Linked DNA regions of Homo sapiens: region 2 is linked to region 1. A link is a loop called in an ENCODE intact Hi-C map of the cell type or tissue named here. Cell type or tissue: Calu3. All regions are shown on one strand. Links, peaks and the distances in the headings refer to the core of each region. The heading gives the core; the rest is flanking DNA.

The links. Peaks named below come from ENCODE experiments on the same cell type or tissue, not always from the same donor. Only the 100,000 strongest peaks of a DNase experiment are listed, where the experiment ranks them.
Region 2: it touches region 1 in a loop (31-fold over the local background); 12 of 110 quality-filtered maps call a loop at or near these places.

Annotation. Positions count from the first base shown.
Region 1 is chr6:80,324,991-80,335,163 of GRCh38, forward strand. The region is part of intron 9 of BCKDHB (branched chain keto acid dehydrogenase E1 subunit beta); the gene reads left to right. Among named protein-coding and RNA genes, the nearest start is that of BCKDHB, 220 kb to the left of the region's middle. In Calu3, for the core only: no CTCF peak of the experiment used is centred there; no DNase peak of the experiment used is centred there.
Region 2 is chr6:80,129,028-80,139,200 of GRCh38, forward strand. It overlaps BCKDHB (branched chain keto acid dehydrogenase E1 subunit beta), which reads left to right. Exons shown (of 10, transcript NM_183050.4): 3 at 134-202. Among named protein-coding and RNA genes, the nearest start is that of BCKDHB, 27 kb to the left of the region's middle. In Calu3, for the core only: no CTCF peak of the experiment used is centred there; a DNase peak (open chromatin) is centred at 4,134.

The DNA.
Region 1 (10,173 bases), core at 2,486-7,485:
AAAGTCACAGTGATTCAATGCAATCAGTTATTTTACATGTGCAAATTATGAGTGGTCTTGTATGGGGACGGTTTTGAATAACATATAGAAAGTACTATATAGTACTGATATTTTTCTGAGCATCAAATATTTAGAGAAAAAAATCTGTGGTGTTTTAGAATATAATATAATAAACATCAAATAATTTACTAGATCAAACATGGTTTATTAACTTAAACACTGTAGCATATAGCAGTCTGTAGCACATCTTACTGACTGATCCTTTTTTGAAAAAATCATTACTTCACATTGTTGATGTTGTGGCAGAATCTAGGACTTCTATAATTACATTTCTGGAGATTATCAGGCAAATGTGTGGCTTTTACCTTTTCTGGTTACTATTTTATAGAAAAATGTAATTGCTAGGTATGTCATTTAAGACCCTGCAATCTATTTGTCTGAAAAATGGAACAAATGCTAGTAAGAATTTTAAATGACTCTCAAAGCCTCCTGCAAAATGACATTAGCAGTTGAAATAAAATAGTTAACAGTCTAAAAACTGTTTAAGATAAAGCCCATAACTATTAATTTTAGGACTGTTTTGTATACAATGTAAATGACACATGTTTGAGTTAATCCATTTGATGGTGGTGATCACATTCTTAAGAAATGATTTGGTATCTCAAAGCAGTTTCTTAACTAGACAATGAGCAGAAAACCTGTTGCTAGTTTTGGAAGTTTAAATTGTCAAACTTCAATTACTTCTGTTTAATTTGGGATTAAAGTTTGGGATTAAAAACACATGAGCAAAAATCTCATAACCCCAGTTCAGTCATGAGAGAAACACCAGACAAATTTCAGTTGAGGGATATTCTACAGAATATATGTCCAGTACTCCTCAAAACTGTCCAAGTCATCAAAAAACAACAAAAGTCTGAGAAACTGTCGCAGCCAAGGGATACTAAGGAAACAAGAGGACTGAATGTAATTTGGATTCTGGATGGGATCCCAGAGTGGAAAAAGGACATTAGAGCAAAACCGAGGAAATCTCAATACAGGTTGGGCTTTAGTTAATGTGTCAATACTGGTTCATTAATTGTGACAAATACACTATATTAGTGTAGGATGTTAATAATATTAACAATGGTGGAAACCGGTTGTGGGATATATGGGAAAACTGTGTACTGTTTTCATAGTTTTTATCTAAATTTTAAAATACCTCAAAATAAAACGTTATTTTTAAAGATGTGGGGATACATTTTTCAGGAAAGAGTCTCCGCCATAAGCTTACTATAGCAGAGCCTGAATGCTACTGTTTGATGAATGAAAGAAGTCCGGTATTCTTGGAGATCTTCTCTGTAATCCTCCAGGCTGAGGCATCACTTAGATTTGGCATTTGAGACCTTTATTGTTGACCTATGAAATTCTGTTTTATGTCTGTCTCTCACTTTGTTTCACCATAGTATAGTATAGGTTATAGGAGCAAGAAAACTGATTTTTCTTTCAAGATCCACTGTATGCCAATCATGTACTGGATTTCACTAAAATTAACACATCCAATTTTTAGAAACTTTGTAGGATAGAGGACTACCCTTTCTACAAAAGAGGAAAACAGACTAAGAAGAGTAAGTTACTTGGCCAGGCACAGTGGCTCACACCTGTAATCCCAGCACTTTGGGAGGCCGAGGTAGGTAGATCACTTGAGGTCAGTAGTTCGAGACCAGCCTGGGCAATATGGTGAAACTCCATCTCTACTAAAAATACAAAAGTTAGCAGGGCATTGTGGCTTGTGTCTGTAATCCCAGAGAATTGCTTGAACCCAGGAGGCAGAAGTTGCTGTGAGCTGAGATCGCACCACTGGACTCCAGCTTGGGCAACAGAGCGAGACTCAGTCTCAAAAGAAAAGAAAAAAAAAGAGTAAGTAACTTGCCCAGAGTCACACAGATGTTTACTGACAGACTACATGAGAGCCTTGTTTATTACTTGACTCCAATTTCCAGCCTTTCTACCTTCTCATATATATGCCTTCTTTGTTATCGTAAGATTCAGATTAGCAAGGTACTCTTTTTAACCTGTGCCTATGTTTTAAAAAAAAATTGTTTAAGTTTGACATAAGTATAAGCCAGCAGGAAGTTGCAAAAACAGTACAGATGCTCCCCAACTTATGATGGGGTTACCTTCCAGTAGACTCATTATTGAAAGTATCGTAGGTCAAAAATACATTTAATACACCTAACCTGTAACTTAGCCTTGTATGCTTTAAGTGTGGTCATTAGCCTACAGTTGGGCAAAATCATCTAACACAAAGCCTATTTTATAATGAAGTGTTGAATATTTCATGTAATTTATTGAATACTGGAAGTGAAAAACAGAATGGTTGTATGAGTAAAGTACGGTTTCTACTGAATACATTTTGCTTTTGCACCATTGTAAAATCAAAAAATTTTTAAGTTGAACATTTCTTAATTTGGGGACTGTATTAGTTCATTCTCACAATGTTATAACAACATACCTGAGACTGGGTAATTTATAAAGGAAAGAGGTTTAATTGACTCACAATCCCACAAGGCTGGGAAGGTCTCAGGAAACTTGCAGTCTTTTGCATTTCACCATGAAAGAGTTCGTCCAACTTTTTAGGTTTTTATTACAAAATAAATAGTGTTTTCTCTGCCCTCTCTGTACCTCGTATTTGAGGAATTCTCATACTTCTCTTTCAAGATGTCTTTCCCCACCCATTTTGTTTATGGTGGTAATATTATACCAATATGGCCAGCTTTTATGTACTTTGTGATCTCGCTACTATGAAGTTAGCCCCCTTCAGCATTTATTCAGAATAATGCCTCTTAAAAAAGTGTTTAATGATTTCATAAGGTCCTTGGTGTTTCTTAATGTCTTCCTTTCTCTTTTTTCCCTCCCCTTTTCCCCTCCCCTTTTCTCCCCTCCCTTCTCCCCTCCCCTCCCTCCCTTCCTTCCTTCCTTTCATTTTTTCTCTGTGACCATCTGTATGTTCTTTTCTTTTTGTCTGCCTTTTAGTATTAAAATGGTCACCTGACGACCATCTGAGTTGAGCTTTGTCAAGAACCAAGGGCTGAAGTTCTTTTTGTTCAGACTATGTTTCTGTTACCAGTATTGAGGGACTAAGGACTTTCAAGCCCTTCTCATTCTCCCAGCCTGAGAGATATTAAGATAAGGGAAAACTAGATTTTGCAGGTAAACTTTGATTTGTTGAATGCCTGCTTTGTGCCAGACATTGCATGCTACGATATATTCTATTAAAAGGATTCAGGAAGGGCATTTACTCTTTTAGCTACTGGAGTTTGATTTTCTTTATTATCATGCTGATCAGTGTACACTGGCAGTGTGGCTGATTGAGTGGAAAAGGGAGAGCTACACTGTCTTGTCACTCACCTAGTTGATAACAGATTCAGGACAAGGACTCTCGTCTCCTTTCTAATACAATATTAGCCCTAAACCCAAAGAAGTTGAGATGTTTTGTCATTCTTTAGTTTTTCCCAAAGGGAACATTTTTCACAACATAAAAAGTTAGCTGATTGGAATTAACTTATACTTTATAAGAGATCAGTGCATATCTAGAGGCGACATAGTAGAATTTTCAAACAATCAGAAATCTCATAAATCGGAATCTAAGGGAAAACAAATATACCCTCCTGAACGTTGTATAATTGGGTATACAGAAAACTTTCTAATTTTATTTTGCCTTCATTTTTAGACTAACTTGCAATTACCCCAAGTTGCTAGGTAGCAAAATTATTATGGTACTAGCTCAGAATTTGCTGTATTTTAATCAGCCTTAGTGACTGAAAACACAGAGAGAATGTCAATGAGGGAGAAAGGTTTTCCTTTACTGCCCCTAGATAAAGCAGATGAAAATCTGTTTCTCTCCACGGTAGATTCCTACTCCTTGCCAAAGATACAATAGACAACATTTATAAAAATACAATCTTTGTGCATGTTGCTAGGTTGCTCAATTTTGAGCCTTTTTCTTTACAATACATAATCATTTAAAAAATACTGAAAGAGGTAAGAAATAGGGAGTGGAAACCAGTAGTGTGAGTAAATGGGAAATTGATATCTTTAAGGCACTAGATATGGTAATAAATATATTAGATTACTAGAAGAGAAAAAATACTTGAATAGTAGCCAAGAAAGGATTCCAATTACTTACAAACTACAGTGACTAACTTCTTTCAATTCTAAAATCCCCTATTTTAATTTTTCTAAGTTTCTGAGAAATGGGCATTTTAGTATTACTCCTTAAAAACTTTTTTACTGAATAAAATAATTTTCATGAAATTACAAAAACATAGGATCTGCTCATATTGATAGTGTGTTTGACTTACCACTCACTGTATTGTGTCTCACTTAGATTACCAGCAAAAATATTACTCACATCTAATGATATTTCTGGGTATCCTATAAATGAACCCTGAGAGGTTTCCTGGAGAGTCTTGTAATGCTTCCTAGCTACCCCTGTATATATTCTATAAAATATAGCCATGTAAAGTATGAAGACAATCTGTTACTGTCTTCCTGGCAGGGCTGGTCAACTGGCCATCAGACACTGTGGTTGCATCTGGTTGTCCCCTGCTTCCTACTGCTCCATTGTCCCACTTTGGGTGTCTCCCCCTCCTCCCTGTGCTGGTGCTGCCCTTTCATAGGCCTTCTCTCAATAACTGGATCTCACCAGGCTCCTTTCTGCATTCCTAGCTTTGTACTTGCTGTGTGACCTGGCAGGAGTGCTTCTCCTGGGTTCTTTGCAGATCTGGTTTCTCCTTCTCAAATGACACCACCTTAGAAAGCCCTTTCCTGAGCATACTGTGCAACTCAGAGCTCCCTGTTAGTCTCTATCACAGACCCCTTACTTACTTCCTTTTTAGCACTCCTCAAACACCTTCCCCCAACTAAAACATAAAACTCTATGAGGATAGGGACATTGTGGACACTCACATATTAATAAGTGATTGAAACATGAATGCATTTTTAAAAAGATCAGTACCAACATCCTAAAGGCTCGTGGAGAAGGGCATTTGAGCTGACTTTGAAAAGTAGAATGTGAAGATAGCAGGGTGTAGGAAAACAAGAGTTTTAGAAGAGAGAGGCTTGTGTCAAGGTGATCTTATAAAAAAAAAAAAGCTTTGGTATGAAGGCAGGCATGTGCATGTCTTTACTGGGCTTTGTGGAGAAAATAGAGATAAAGAATAAACTTTGGGGAACCAGGAAAACCTTTTATCTAGGAAAGGGACATGATCAAAATGGCACCAGTGTGGCATCTAGTGGATGAGTTGAAGGTTCAGGAATTGCTAAGAAGTAAAAGCATCCACACCCTACTTCCTGTCTTGCTGACATATATATATATTTGGCCTCATCAGTAGCAAAGCTCATTAATACTCCAGGATGATACAGAATAGAAATACAAACTGGAATTGTTTGTTTAATCTATATTTATGCATTCACAAATATTTACTGATCCCTGCTCCATGTCAGTCATTGTACCTCTGATCCATTTGGGCTTGTAAATCTGTGTATGTGATACTTGGAGATGTTTTTGCATACCTAAAATGAGACACCACTTAAGAGATTTAGCTGTTGATACTCGAACCAGTGAAGACAAAGCTGGCAAATACCTCCCTAAATAGGAAGGATATGTATTTAATTTGGAAAATGTCAATTTATTTGTTACCCTACACAGTAAGAATTAGATATCTAGAAACAACTACAGGTATGAAATATAACTGTTGAAATGTGTGCTTCTTTTAAGAAACTCCAAGAGCTACGTGGAAGCATGTGTTGTTTTCTTGTCAGTTTTCCTTCTCATATGACATTTGCTCCTAAAATACCCAATTTTTTTTCTGCCCAGACCTACACACCCAACCCACTTTAGCTGTACCATCCTTAGATTACTATGTCACAAATTTTACCTTGTTTTGAAACTGAAGTACAGTGGCTGATTTTGCTATTTTTGCATTTATTTGCAAAGCTGAATTCTAGTAATTACCAGCAAAGATAATCGTTTTGCACAAAAAGAGGTATATTTCTATCTTGAAACTAGGTTATATTGTTAATGCCACAGAAAAGGAAATGGCTTTTTCAGAATATTAGCGTTTGTAGCTCTTGCTTATTGATAGGGAAAAGTTAGTTGCCATAGTGATCTAACAGCCTCTGGAGGGAATGCAGTCATGGCCTTAAGCATCCGGCAACCCACCCAGTTGAGAGAGCCCCTCTGAAAAGGATTTCCTTCCATGGAAATTGAGTTTCTAAAATAAAAAGAGTTTATTTTAGCTTAGATTTGCTTATAGGTTTGTTTTGCACTTTTACCTACTGGAATTAAAGGAAAAACATTTATAATAAAGACAGCATATATTTCTTCAGGGATGACATTAAATAATAGATTTTTGTGTTAACCATTCCATAAATGTGCTCTCAGACACACAAAATGACCTTTATACTTTTATTCTTGTGAGCTATGGAGCTTAAAAGCAAACCACTTCAACCAGATGTTGATCCAATAAATTTATCAATATTTGGGGTTTTTAGAGTTTCAGTATATATTCTTAGGTAGAGGGAACTTTCATGGCCCATCAAAATCTGCTCAAGCTGTGCTGGGTGAAACAGCACTCATCTATAATACTCATGTAACATGAGCCAATCTGCAGTCGGTTGTTCTGAATTCTACATCACTCACAGCGCAGGTTGATGTGTGAACACTGTATTTACAGGACCAAAACTGCACATTTGCTCTGCAGCTGTGTTTAACAGTTATCAGTTTGGCACACAGCATGACTGCTTTGGAGGGAGAATAGACACTTCTCATCCCTTTTGGCATTTATGAAGTAACCAAAGTACCTACTGCTGAAGTGATTCACTTGAGCTTAATTAGATTTGCTACATAATTAGCATTTGAAGAAACCTAAAGAAAATCCTTGGGGGTTGGTTATTTGTTATGTCAATTGTAAGCATGCTCATTTGGGGGGGACTAGGAATTGAAAATGATGAAATTTAATGCACCATAAACCCAGATGTATTATATGCATATATAATTTTTTGAAGAGTTTTTAAAAGCTGTGCTTCGCAGGGATGACTGAAATGCTTGTCTCAGACAACTGAGACCTGTGCAAGGGGATTGATCCATCAGCATGTGCCCATGTCTGCTTGATGGCGCTTATGTGTGTACAACTAGCTTTACACCTCTCATGAGAGCCCACAGCTCTTTAATAAACACCCCAGTGCCAGCCGTGAGGGCTGTGCCAATAACCACCACTTGAAGCTGGAGAGTGCAGTCTGAGACAGTGAGATCCTATACTGCACTTGTATTTACATTTTAAGGTTAATTTAATTGCAATGGCTTGTTCTGGTATGTGTTGCTTTAATTGCAAAGAAAAAAAATGAATTTAATTTTATACTCGAGACATTTCTTTAAATACTCCTGAAGTTTGTTCTTTAGTATTAGAGTTCTACAAAGTGAATTAACTGTGGAGAATAGCTGTAAAATACTGAGAGGAGAGGTTAAATTTTATATTCCAGTTTAAGTTAAGGCTAGGATAAAACTTGTAAACTATGTTTATGTAAAATATTTTCTAATCTGTCAAAAAGTTGTCACATTTTAATCAAATTACTTAGTTACCTAAATTTGTCTAGCCATAAATAAGGAAATAAATGAGAGGGAACAAGTTTAATTTATTGATGAAGCACTCTGATGATTTTTTTTACCCTTATAGTAAAAAAAAAAAAAAAACACCTTCAAACTTACATCCTACCATATGTTCACCATCAAATCTCAAGTCAGAATCAGGTTCAAATCAGAATTCAAAACCAGTTTTAGAACTCAAGTGGCAGCTCATGCCCTGCATGCAGGCAAACGGCTAGGAATTAATCAGAAAGTTCCACCCATGTCCATCCTTCCTCTTACTTGCTCATCTTCCCAGCAAGCACTAAAAAGAAAAAAAAAAAAAGTACAAATTCGTACGGAACCTACTGTAACTCTGATTAAAGAGATCCTGTATTCCCCAATGACCGACCCCCTAGCTCCCCCAAAAAGGAATTAAACGGCTAAGCTTTTTATAAATGTTTTTAAAATCCTTATTGGACTTGACATAAACATGCAGATAATTCTACTAGTCTCTTTTTCATAGGTACAATAATAGCACTAAGTACAGAATTCCCCTTGTATCCAAGCAAGACTTTTACGAAAACTTAAACCTGAAGTCTTATGCAGTGCACCTAAAATTAACCAGGAGCCTTGGTGCATATACCAGCAAATGTTGTACACCTGTGTGATAGTGGTCACCTCACTTAACCTCTCCCAGCTTCAGTTTCTTGTCTTTACTACTACATAAAGTTGTTGAAAGGATTAAAGGAGACTATATAAACAGCTATTTTTATTTATGATTAAATAATATCTGTGTGGTTACTATTTAGTCTGGGTAACTAAATAGCTGGGTTTTTTTGTTCTTTGTACACATGCACATATTCCTTTTTTAAAACAGGCATATGGGCAAATACATTTTTTTTCTATATGCCTCCATGTTGTTTCTCTGGATTTCCGCCAGGATGGGATGTGCCAATTATGCACGGAATTGTTTGCGTGTCCATGGGTGCTTATATAAGTCATTATCTTTGGTGTATGACAAATACACAAACTCCTGTATCTCTAGTAGCCTGTAATTCCTAATTGAGGGACATGATTGAATTTATGTAGTTTAGCCCCAAGTAAGTAGATAAAAATTATTAAGTAAATGCCCTGGTTCATCTAAACAAAATATGTGACTAATAGCTTTTTATATGAACTATATACATTTAGTTTACCTAAGTTTATTAATAAATAGTATCTCTGGGCATTTTTAATTTTATATTTTATACTTAACTATGAAAGTATCCAGAACCAGATTCCAGTCACTAACTACCTCTTCATTAATGGATCAATGGTTTTATCAGATTTATTAGAAATTTGTCTATACTGAGCATGTAATATGTACTTTGTGAAAATAGGTATAAAACTGGGCTCATCTTATCAGCATACCATTTACCCAATTATGGGAGTAAAAAAGGAGGCATGTGTATTTTTCCCCTAATTCTGAAATGTCTCCCAGTTCTTGAAATTTGAATGTGAAAATGTGTGCATGCAAATTAAGACATTCAATCTGAAAGACTTCTTTGTATAAAATACTAACCAAATTTAAAGTTGAACCATAGGGTAAATATAGTAGAAAAGTATATTTTGAATTCTGAATTTTATTTCCATTGGATACAAACAATAATTACAATTGCTAGATGTGTTTTAATGAATAGTTTGAACTCATCATGCTAGCAAAAATCATCTGCATATAAATAATAGGGCAATTTCAAGCAATTTTTTCTTACTTAGGTCAGATATTCCTGCCAGAAACTTGTTTGCTTTGTTAATTTGTTCAATTATTAAACTTTGAGAGTACAAAGATAAATTTACTAATGGGGTTCAATTAACAAATTTCTGATTACATTTCCCTAATGATGATAGTATAGAACATTTATTTCTGCTGTGCTTTATTAGTAAAATTGCAGTGATCTGGTGACTGGAATTAAACTGCTGAAAAATGACTTGGTCTGATTTATTCACTGAGCAAAACCAAGCTTTAAAGGCTGTGTTGCTATGGCACCCAAGATTAACTGTTAAAAAAAAAAAAAAGTTTAATTTTAGTAAAAACATTGGTACATCTCTTTTGGCATTGTGTAGATAAAAATAGATTCCCCCCTCCCCCTTTTCTTGTCTTTTTTATGTTTAGCAAGTCCTTTGCATTCTTTTAAACATACACTAAAAGAAATTTAGCATATTTAAAGAGAAGGGAAAAAGCAGTAAAATAAAACTGTTTTATCAAAAGATTACAATTTGTAAAATAGCAAATATTTCAGTCATCATTTTTTATATGTATATATATATACTTTTTATTTTGTCTAATTTAATCCTTTCAAAAACTGTCTGGCTTCTCATACTTTTTAGAAAGATGGTGCCAGAGAGGGAGAAATCACTCTATTCTGGTAGTTTCGTTTTGTAATTAGTCTTCAAACTTAAAAACAGGTTGCAAAATTGGGACAGTAACAAGTTTTAGGAGAAATCTTAATGTAGCTCTAATCTTTCAAATTCTAAAAGAATATGTTTTCTGTTTCGTGAGACAAAAGAATTGTCTGGTTGCTTTAGCC
Region 2 (10,173 bases), core at 1,653-6,652, 200 kb before region 1:
AACCTTGATCGAGATCTATGGTCCATTTATCTTTTGTGATTTAAAATGTAAACATTTAAATTACTTATTTCTCATTGTTAGTATTATTTAGAGATTATTAAATAAAATGTATTATTTAAATACTGTTTTTCAGTAATATTTGGTGAAGATGTTGCCTTTGGTGGAGTCTTTAGATGCACTGTTGGCTTGCGAGACAAATATGGTAAGTAAATACCTATATGAATAGTATTCTGATAGAACTTTTACTAAAAGATCTTAAAAATACAAAATATGCCTACTAAATTTTTTGTCATATCCCCATTGTATGGATGAATTCCTTTTCATTTCCAACGCCACCCGCAGAATCCTTTGGCCTATATTTTCTCAAATGTCTTCTAGTATCCCTCTGATCTAGTTCATATTACACATACAGTGTAAATGATTCCAAAATAATTGTCATTAAATGTATATTATTTATTGTGTCATTCTTCTGTCCAAGAACCTTTGGTGTTTTATTGCTAGCTGCCTGAGCCAATTTCAATTCCATTGCCTCCAGTTGGAGATTCTGCCTGTTGGGTCTTTATTAGCAAACTTTATCTTTTCGGGAAGAGAGAGAGAGAGAGAGGGAGAGGGATTTAGTTTTTAAGGAACTGGCTCATGTGAGTTTAGTTTTAAGGAACTGGCTGGCAAGTCCATAGGGCAAACTGGTTGACTTGAAACTCAGGCAGGGTTTCTGTTTTAGCCTTGAGGCTGAATTTCTTTTTGCTCGGGAACCTGCAGTCTTTTCTCTTAAGGCCTTAAATTGATTGTATGAAGCCTACCCACATTATAAAAGGTAATCTGCTTTATTCAAAATCTACTGATTTAAACGCTAATCACATCTAAAAAATACCTTCACAACAACTTCTACACCTGTGTTTGACCAAATATTAATAATTGGGTGCCATAGCCTGGTCAAGTTGACATATAATGAACCATCACATTATCCTTCTTACATGTTTTATCCCAGCTGATGTCTTTAATTGGCATGTGATTGATTTCTGCCCATTGCTTTTATTAATTTCATTTGACTCAGTTAAAATAATCAGAATGCATTTTGGTCCATCTTTGAATTCCCACTCTTCTGACTTGCAGTGTAAGGAATGTGTTTTGACCTCCTATTGTTAGGGATACCTTTGAAATGCTTTTGACATTTTATTTTTTGTCTTAGTCTTACCTGATTTAGAATTCAGCAAAGCAGTTCACGTGAGGGCTGGCAGGAGCTGATATCTCCCTCTCTTCTTTCCTTTGGCATTGCTCTATATTGCTTGTGTATTCATACGGGGCAAGAGGAGTGAGGGTCTTTAAAATTTTTTTTTAAATTGTTGTCTCTTTTTCTGTTCCACTCTTTCTGAGGTTATGTTATACTTAAATCCAAGAACCCATACATGTTCCATCTCACTTATTGGGAACTTCCAGCTTAGTCTTTTCTTTTCCATTTATAGCAGGTTGAGTTTCTGGATCCAGTCCGTCTGCTTTCTCCTACTTCTAATACCTGCTTAGAGCTTGAGGTAGTTGGGCAAAAGATTATTTTTCCTGATCATTTAGACTCCTGCTACAAACTTTTAGATCTTTAATAAACAGTTAAAAATCTTTACACATTTGATTTCAAAAGTAATGCATATACATTGTAGAAAATTTGGAAAATATAGAAAAGCATAAAGAAAATAAAAATTGCTCATGTTTTCAGAGATAACTTGGAGATAACCACTGTACACGTCTTGGTATATATACTTCTAGACTGTATTTGAATATGTTTGTATATATTAACTAATATTTCAAACACAGAATTATACTTCTGTAACTGAGTCTTCTCTGTATCCAGTATAACTATGCTGTGGAGCAGTGTCTAGACCTCACAATTCCATCTTGCCTGACTCAGTGTAGTAGCATGCCATGTGCTTTCTGAATAGCTAATATTTATTCAACTCACTGCGTCAGGTACTGTTCTGAGTGTATTACATGTACTGCTTCATTTATTCCTCCCAAAAAATCTAGGGGTTTGTGTAGGCTGTTGAGTCCTCTGCTGCCTGTCTGCCCAGGTTCTCATCCATAACACTCTGCTTACCCCTTCTGTCTGGGGCATTTTATCGATGCCATCTGCTGCTCATACACTGGTGACTCCTGAATTTCTGTCTCTAGTTCAGACTTCCGTTCTGAGCTTCAGATCTGTGTATTCAGTTTCTACTGCACATCTTCACCTCAGTGTTCCACAGTCACTTCAAACTCAGCATTTCCACACCTAAGGCTGCTACATGCACCCAGCAAATATATGCCTCCTAGTGCATTTCCTATTTTGGTGAATATATCACCATCCATTTAGTTACCTAAGCCAGACACTGGGGAAATTCTAAGTGTCTTCCTTCTTTCTAGTTCCCCACATCCAGTGAAGTTGTATAATTATATCTAATCTGGCCCCTCCTTTCCATTCTTACTGCCCTGATACTTAAGATCTTTCATTTTTCTCTGCCTGCAGAGTTTTATTTCTTTTCTTAGCAGTCACCACTCCTTTAGTCTTACCCTCCCTCCAATCCATTCCCTATCTTGTTGCCAGTGTGATGATTTTAACATGCATATTTCTTAGCAGGACATACAAAATACTTTTTTTTTTTTTTGAGATGGAGTCTCGCTCTATCGCCCAGGCTGGAGTGCAGTGGTGCGATCTTGGCTCACTGCAGCCTCTGCTTCCTGGGTTCAAGTGATTCTCCTGCCTCAGCCTCCTGAGTAGCTGGGACTACAGCCGCATACCACCATGCCCTGCTAATTTTTGTATTTTTAGTAGAGATGGAATTTCACTGTGTTGGTCAGGCTGGTCTCAAACTCCTGACCTTGTGATCCACCTGCCTCGGCCTCCCTAAGTGCTGGGATTACAGGCATGAGCCACTGCGCCTGGCTACCAAAGACTTTGAGAACTACTTAGGTAGCTACCTGACCTCATCTGCTTTTATTTTTATTTTATTTATTTTATCTATTTTTTAGTTTTTACTCTACAGACCTAGGAACTTGAGCTTTTTAAAATTTTTATTAAAACTAATGTTGAGTTACTGGTTGTTTCTCTTAAGCCCCCTGTTGTTTTTTCTTCTCTCTTCCTTTGCACTTGCTATCTGGGTCTCTCTACCCTGTCTGATTACCTGGTAGACTCCTATTTCTTCTTCAGAAGATTCCCCTGTGAAACTCTTCCGGACCCTCCAAGCAGACTCAGGCAGTTCTTTATCACTATTCACGCTGCACCTTTTAAATCTTGAAAGTTGTACTGTAATCCATAACTCCCACCAGAAAGTTGTCAAAGGCAGCAGATCTTTAAGCTGTTCCACAGAATGGATCCCTAGGACCTAATATTGTATCAGGCAGTATTTATGAAGTGCGTGCTGTTGAGTGAATTTACCCTTTGCTCTCACTTAGACAGTGTCCTACTGTCTCAGGAAGGGGATTTCCCTCTCTCACATTAATTATTTAGGTTGGTCTGATTTTATTTTCCTTAAAAAATAGGTTAAAATGGGGAGAAACTAACTCTTAACTTGAAAAAGTCCAGTGCTCTTAGAGGGTACCTGCAAATTTATGTTTCCTGTCATGGCAGGAGGCTGAGCTAACTAATGGCTAAGTAACTCTTTTAGCTTTATTGTCAGCAGCTGCTGTGAATTTTTACAATAGTTTTAGGGCAGTGAAGTTACACTTTATTAATTTCAGGTTGAGGATGTTGATCAAGATGAAAAATTAAATCGCTGATACTTTCTAATGAGAGTAAGTGAGCTTCTGTTTTCAGAAGTGAAGAATAAAGGAAAGGGTGAAGAGAAATATATTAAAATACATTTTTCTTGCATATTTAAAAAGTAACATATACTTAAAAAATTATCTGCCCTTTTGAATATAGGGCAGGAATTTTTAGCTATACAGAAGCATAACTGTCTGCTTAGGATTTTTAAAGGATAATTTGTATTTAAAATAACTAAAAGATTATGTTGATATAGTTCAATATAACAATCAAGTCACACTGCATTAAATGACATAGCAAAGAAAACCCTTGTGCCAGATCAGTTCGCTTTCTGGGGAGTGCTGAATGTTGAGTGGGAAAGGATCAAGTCAGCAGGTGGCAGCCTACCCTTTGAAATGAGAACATCCCTGTTGGCATTGTGCCAGCACTTGAACTGCTGCAAAGCATTTTATATTCCATCAGAAGGCGGAATTTGAAGGATTGTGGGTTACTGACATACGTTGTAAAGCTGAATACTACTTGATATGACAAAGAAGGAATTGCATAATTAGAGGCAATGCTATAAGAAAAGGAAGAGAGGCATAGAGCATTTTGTATTCCAGACGATCCAGATGAGTGTGGATTTAGTACCACTAAACTGCTTCTCTTCCTTGTCCTTTGATAGAACAAAATAGTATGAGTGCTTTGAAAATTAGAAGAAAGAAAATAGTATGTCCTCATCAACATTGCATTCCAAATGGCAGCTTTAACCACTGTACGTAATGAGATGTATTGATTAGGAGCAACAGCTGGACCTCTGGGGAAGCAGGGAGTGGGAGAGGGCAGTTAAAGGTAGTTGATTTGTAGGGTATGTGTGATTTTATGTTGAATGCCACACATGCTTTCTTTCTTTCTTTTTTTTTTAAGACAGAGTCTTGCTCTGTCACCCAGGCTGGAGTGCAGTAATGCGATCACGGCTCACTGTAACCTCTCTCTCCCAGGTTCAAGCAATTCTCCTGCCTCAGCCTCCCAAGTAGCTGGGACTACAGGTGCCCACCACCACACCTGGCTAATTTTTGTATTTTTAGTAGAGACGGGGTTTCATCATGTTGGCTAGGCTGGTCTCGAACTCCTGACCTCAGGTGATCTGCCTCCCTTGGCCTCCCAAAGTGCTGGGATTACAGGCGTGAGCCACTGTGCCTGGTGTCACACATGCTTTCATTCATATAAGTAATGAGACAGATTCCTCATGGCATATAAAAAATCCATTCGTATTGTCATTCTCTGAGAGAGAGAGAAAGAGAAAGAGTGTATGTGTGTGTGTGTGTTATTAAAATAAGATTTTGGTGTGTCAGGTTTAAGGTATGTTTGTAACATTATTCTATACTGATATAACTTGCCTGGTTGTGGTTCTTAGTGTATATTTGGCCCACTTATTGGAGGAAATTTAGGTGAGGAAAGGAATAGCTGAGGACCTCCTGAATTAGTCTACAGGCCTAAACATGTGCCTTTTCATGGGACTTGATGTTTTTCCATTACTGTATCCATTCCTTTACACCACAGGTGTGGCCTGTCATAGCAGCTTGGGAAAACTAATATAACCACTTACTTGTTTTCTTATGTAAACATCACTGAAATTGTATAACCAGATACTTTAATACACTGAAGTCAGGTTGGAAAACTAGGACAGGCATGCGGTGAAGGCAAGTTTTTGTCTATAATATATCAATATTTGGGAGTTGACTTTGGGCCTCAGTATCCTCATCAGTAAATTGAAGGGAAAGGACTAGGTGGTCCTCTGGGATTCTTCCAGAGCATACATTTAGGTAAGCTTTATGGTTTTATTTGTTTTTAAAAAGAGGAACACAGTTTTTTCATGCTTTGATTCCCTTTACATTTAGAGGTTTTTTTGAATATAGTTGTTATAGCATTTTGGAACCATGGGGTACCTTAGGCATTTAATTTAATTTTTTCTTAAGATGTCCCTTTTCCAGCGTTTTGTTTTATTTTATTTATTTATTTATTTATTTATTTGAGTTGGAGTCTCACTCTGTCACCCAGGCTGGAGTGCAGTGGCGAGATCTCAGCTCACTGCAACTTCCATTCCCCAGGTTCAAGTGATTCTTGTGCCTCAGCCTCTGAGTAGCTGGGATAATAGGCATACACCACTATGCCTGGCTGATTTTTGTATTTTTAGTAGAGATGGGGTTTCATCATGTTGGCCAGGCTGGTCTCGACCTCCTGACCTCAAGTGATCCGCCAGCCTTGGCCTCCCAAAGTGCTGGGATTATAGGTGTGAGCCACCACACTTGGCTGCTTTTCCAGCATAAGTTTTAAATTTAGGGGTGTTAGCAAAATCTTTGCTCTCTTATATATTTTTTGTGAATTATGAAATTAATGTCTTTAACAGAGAAAGTGATCTTCCATTATATGTTCTTGTTGCAAAGAACGGGTTATTTGGGTGATACTCATACTCTTGGATTTAGTGTCAGGGTTCCATTGTAGAATGGCAATCTGTGAGATGGGGGTTTGGTTTCTGGGTTGTTGAAACTAATTTTATGGAAGAAAAAAACAGGATAAAATTCAGGAAAATTCCTTAGGGAAATTGAATATGTAGAGGATTTATTTCCCCTATTGAAGTATACATATTTATGACATACAAGCAGATTGAATACCAGATATAGATTGTGAGATGTCTAACAGGAATTTGGAGTGAAAACAGGTATTAATAAGTTGGTGTAAATCTGGTTTCCTAATATATTTATTAAAAATATTTTTAAAGGATTGTTAGTAGCTTTAAATTGCTCTTGATATTACAAAGTTCTTTTGTTTTCCAAAGGTGCACATGTTGGCAGAACTAGATGAACATGTTTAATATGCCTTTTTTTCCCCACAGTGCTTTTTTCACAAACATTAATTTATTTCTAAAAATTATGGTCAAATATATATAACATTTACTGTTTTAACCATTTTTACAGTTCAGTGTTATTAAGTACATTCACGTTGTGGTGCAATTATTACCACCATCCATCACCAGAACTTTTTTCATCTTACAAAACTGAAACACTATAACCATCTAACAATAACTCCCCATTTTCTCTCCAACAGTCCCTGGCAAGAACCCATTCTACTTTCTATCTCTATGAATTTGACTGTTCCTTATGTGAGTGGAATCATTTAGTATTTGTCCTTTTGTGACTGCCTTATTCATTTATAATAATGTCCTCAAGGTTTATTGATGTTTCAGCATGTGTCAAAGTTTCCTCCCTTTTTAAGGCTGCATAATATTGTGTTGTATGCATATACTACATTTTGTTTATCCATTCATTTGTTGATGGATGTTTGGGTTGCTTCTGCCTTTTGCCTATTGTGTCCTAAGACTGCTATAAATACTGATGTGCAAATATTTGGTAGTGTCACTGCTTTTTTAATTCAGAAGAACAAAGTTGGAGGACTCACAGTTCTTTTTTTCAAAACTTACTGCAAAGCTGTAGTTATCAAAACGGTGTGACAGTGGCAAAAAGACAAACATTGATGAATGGAATAGAATAGAGAACCCAGAAATAAACCCTTGAATATCTAGTCATTAATTTTTGACAATGATGCCAATACCATTCAACAGGGGAAAGGACAGTCTTTTCAACAAATGATGCTGGGAAAACTGGATATTCACATGCAAAAGAATGAATTTGGACCTTTATTTAACACCATATACAAAAATGAACTCAAAATAGATCACAGACTTAAATGTAAAACTATAAAACTCTTAGAAGAAAATGTAGGGGAAAAGCTTCGTGAAATTGGATTTGATAATGACTTTTTAAATATGGCTCTAAAGGTATAGGCAACAATAAAAATAGATAAATTGGACTGCATCGAAATTAAAAATATGTACTTTGAAGGACACTATTAACAGGGAAAAAAGGCAGTTCACAGAATGGGAGAAAATACTTGCAAATCATGTATCAGATAAGAGATTAATATCCAGAATATATGGAGAACTTCTAAAACTCTACAAAAAAAACCCCAATCAATTAAAAAAATAAGCAAAGGACTTGCATAGACATTTCTCCCAAATTGATAATTTATATATAAATTACCAGTATATAAATTACCAGTGAAAAGATGCTCAACATCATCAATTATTAGGAAATGCAAGTCAGTATCCCAGTGGAATACCACTTCGTACTCATTAGGATGGCTGTTATCAAGAAAACAGGAAATAACAAGTGTTGCTGAGGATGAAATTGGAATCATTGTGCATTGTTGGTGGGAATGTAAAGCGACACAGCCACAGTGGAAAACAGTACGGTAGTTCCTCAAAAAATTAGAATTTCCATATGATGCAGCAATATGCCTTTCTTTTTATCTCATTTAAAAAATCCAGCTGAATGAGTTAGCATAGAAAATGGAATGGAAATATTGATGCATGCTTCATTTACTTTAGTTTTTCTTATTTATTACTTTGATGACCTTTTGTGATTTTTCCAAATAAGGATTTTAGACACTACTAAAATTAGAATGGGTACAAACGGTCACTGTATTTTACTTTCTCTAATTTATAACACTGACCTCTCAGAACTTTAGTTCTATATGACGTGGATATAGACTAGATAAGAATTTCTCAGCCTGTCAGCACTATTTATTTATTTCTCTATTTATTTGTTTAAGAGTCAGGGTCTTGCTCTATTTCCTATACTGGAGTGTGGTGGTACAATCATACTTCACTGCAGCCTTGAACTCTTGGGCTCAAGCAGTCCTTCCGCCTCTCACAGTATTCTCACTGTTGGCTTGTTGACCAGTGGCTTAACAAATACCATTTAAGAAAATAAGATATTTAATATATTTTGTAGGATATCAGAGCTGGGGAGAAATGGAGGGTATATCTAGTCTAGTGGTTTTCAACTGCTGGTGATTTTGGCAATGTCTAGAGATATTTTTGGTTGTCATACCTTGGGGGGTACCACTAGAATCTGGTGGATGGAGACCTAGAATGCTGCTAAACATGCACAGGGCAGCCCCACCAAATAACTGTCCGTACCAAAATGTCAATACTGTTGAAGCTGGCTGGGCATGATGGCTTACAGTTGTAATCCTAGTGCTTTGGGAGGCCAAGGTGGGAGGATTGCTTGAGGCCAAGAGTTTGAGACCAGCCTGGGCAACATAGCAAGATGACCCCACCCCTACAAAAAATTAAAAAAAAAAAATAGCTGAGCAGGGTGGCACACAGCTGTAGTCCACCTGCTTTGGAGGCTGAAGCAGGAGAGCCCAGGAGTTTGAGGCTGCAGTGAGCTGTGATCATACCACTGCAGTCTAGCCTGGGTGATAGAAGGAGACCCAGACTCTAAAAAAAATAGTGCAGCAAGGCTGAGAGACTCTGATCTATTTCCATGTAATGTGGACACTGAAATTCTGAGAGGTGGAGTTGCTCAGTGGCAAGTGGTCTAGGGCTCACGCTTCCTAAAACCCAGTTCTAGGATTTTTGTACTATATATTTTTCCCTCATTTATAAATGAACAGCTAATTTATGTAAAAACATAAAAATAAGGAATTCTTTTTTTTTATTATTATTATACTTTAAGTTTTAGGGTACATATGCACAATGTGCAGGTTAGTTACATATGTATACATGTGCAATGCTGGTACACTGCACCCACTAACTCGTCATCTAGCATTAGGTATATCTCCCAATGCTATTCCTCCCCCGTCCCCCAACCCCACAACAGTCCCCAGAGTGTGATGTTCCCCGTCCTGTGTCCATGTGTTCTCATTGTTCAATTCCCACCTATGAGTGAGAATATGTGGTGTTTGGTTTTTTGTTCTTGCGATAGTTTACTGAGAATGATGATTTCCAGTTTCATCCATGTCCCTACAAAGGACATGAACTCATCATTTTTTATGGCTGCATAGTATTCCTTGGTGTATATGTGCCCCATTTTCTTAATCCAGTCTATCATTGTTGGACATTTGGGTTGGTTCCAAGTCTTTGCTATTGTGAATAGTGCTGCATGTGTGTGAATAAACATACGTGTGCATGTGTCTTTATAGCAGCATGATTTATAATCCTTTGGGTATATACCCAGTAATGGGATGGCTGGGTCAAATGGTATTTCTAGTTCTAGATCCCTGAGGAATCGCCACACTGACTTCCACAATGGTTGAACTAGTTTATAGTCCCAGCAACAGTGTAAAAGTGTTCCTATTTCTCCACATCCTCTCCAGCACCTGTTGTTTCCTGACTTTTTAATGATTGCCATTCTAACTGCTGTGAGATGATATCTCATTGTGGTTTTGATTTGCATTTCTCTGATGGCCGGTGATGGTGAGCATTTTTTCATGTGGTTTTTGGCTGCATAAATGTCTTCTTCTGAGAAGTGTCTGTTCATGTCCTTCGCCCACTTTTTGATGGGGTTGTTTGTCTTTTTCTTGTAAATTTGTTTGAGTTCATTGTAGATTCTGGATAT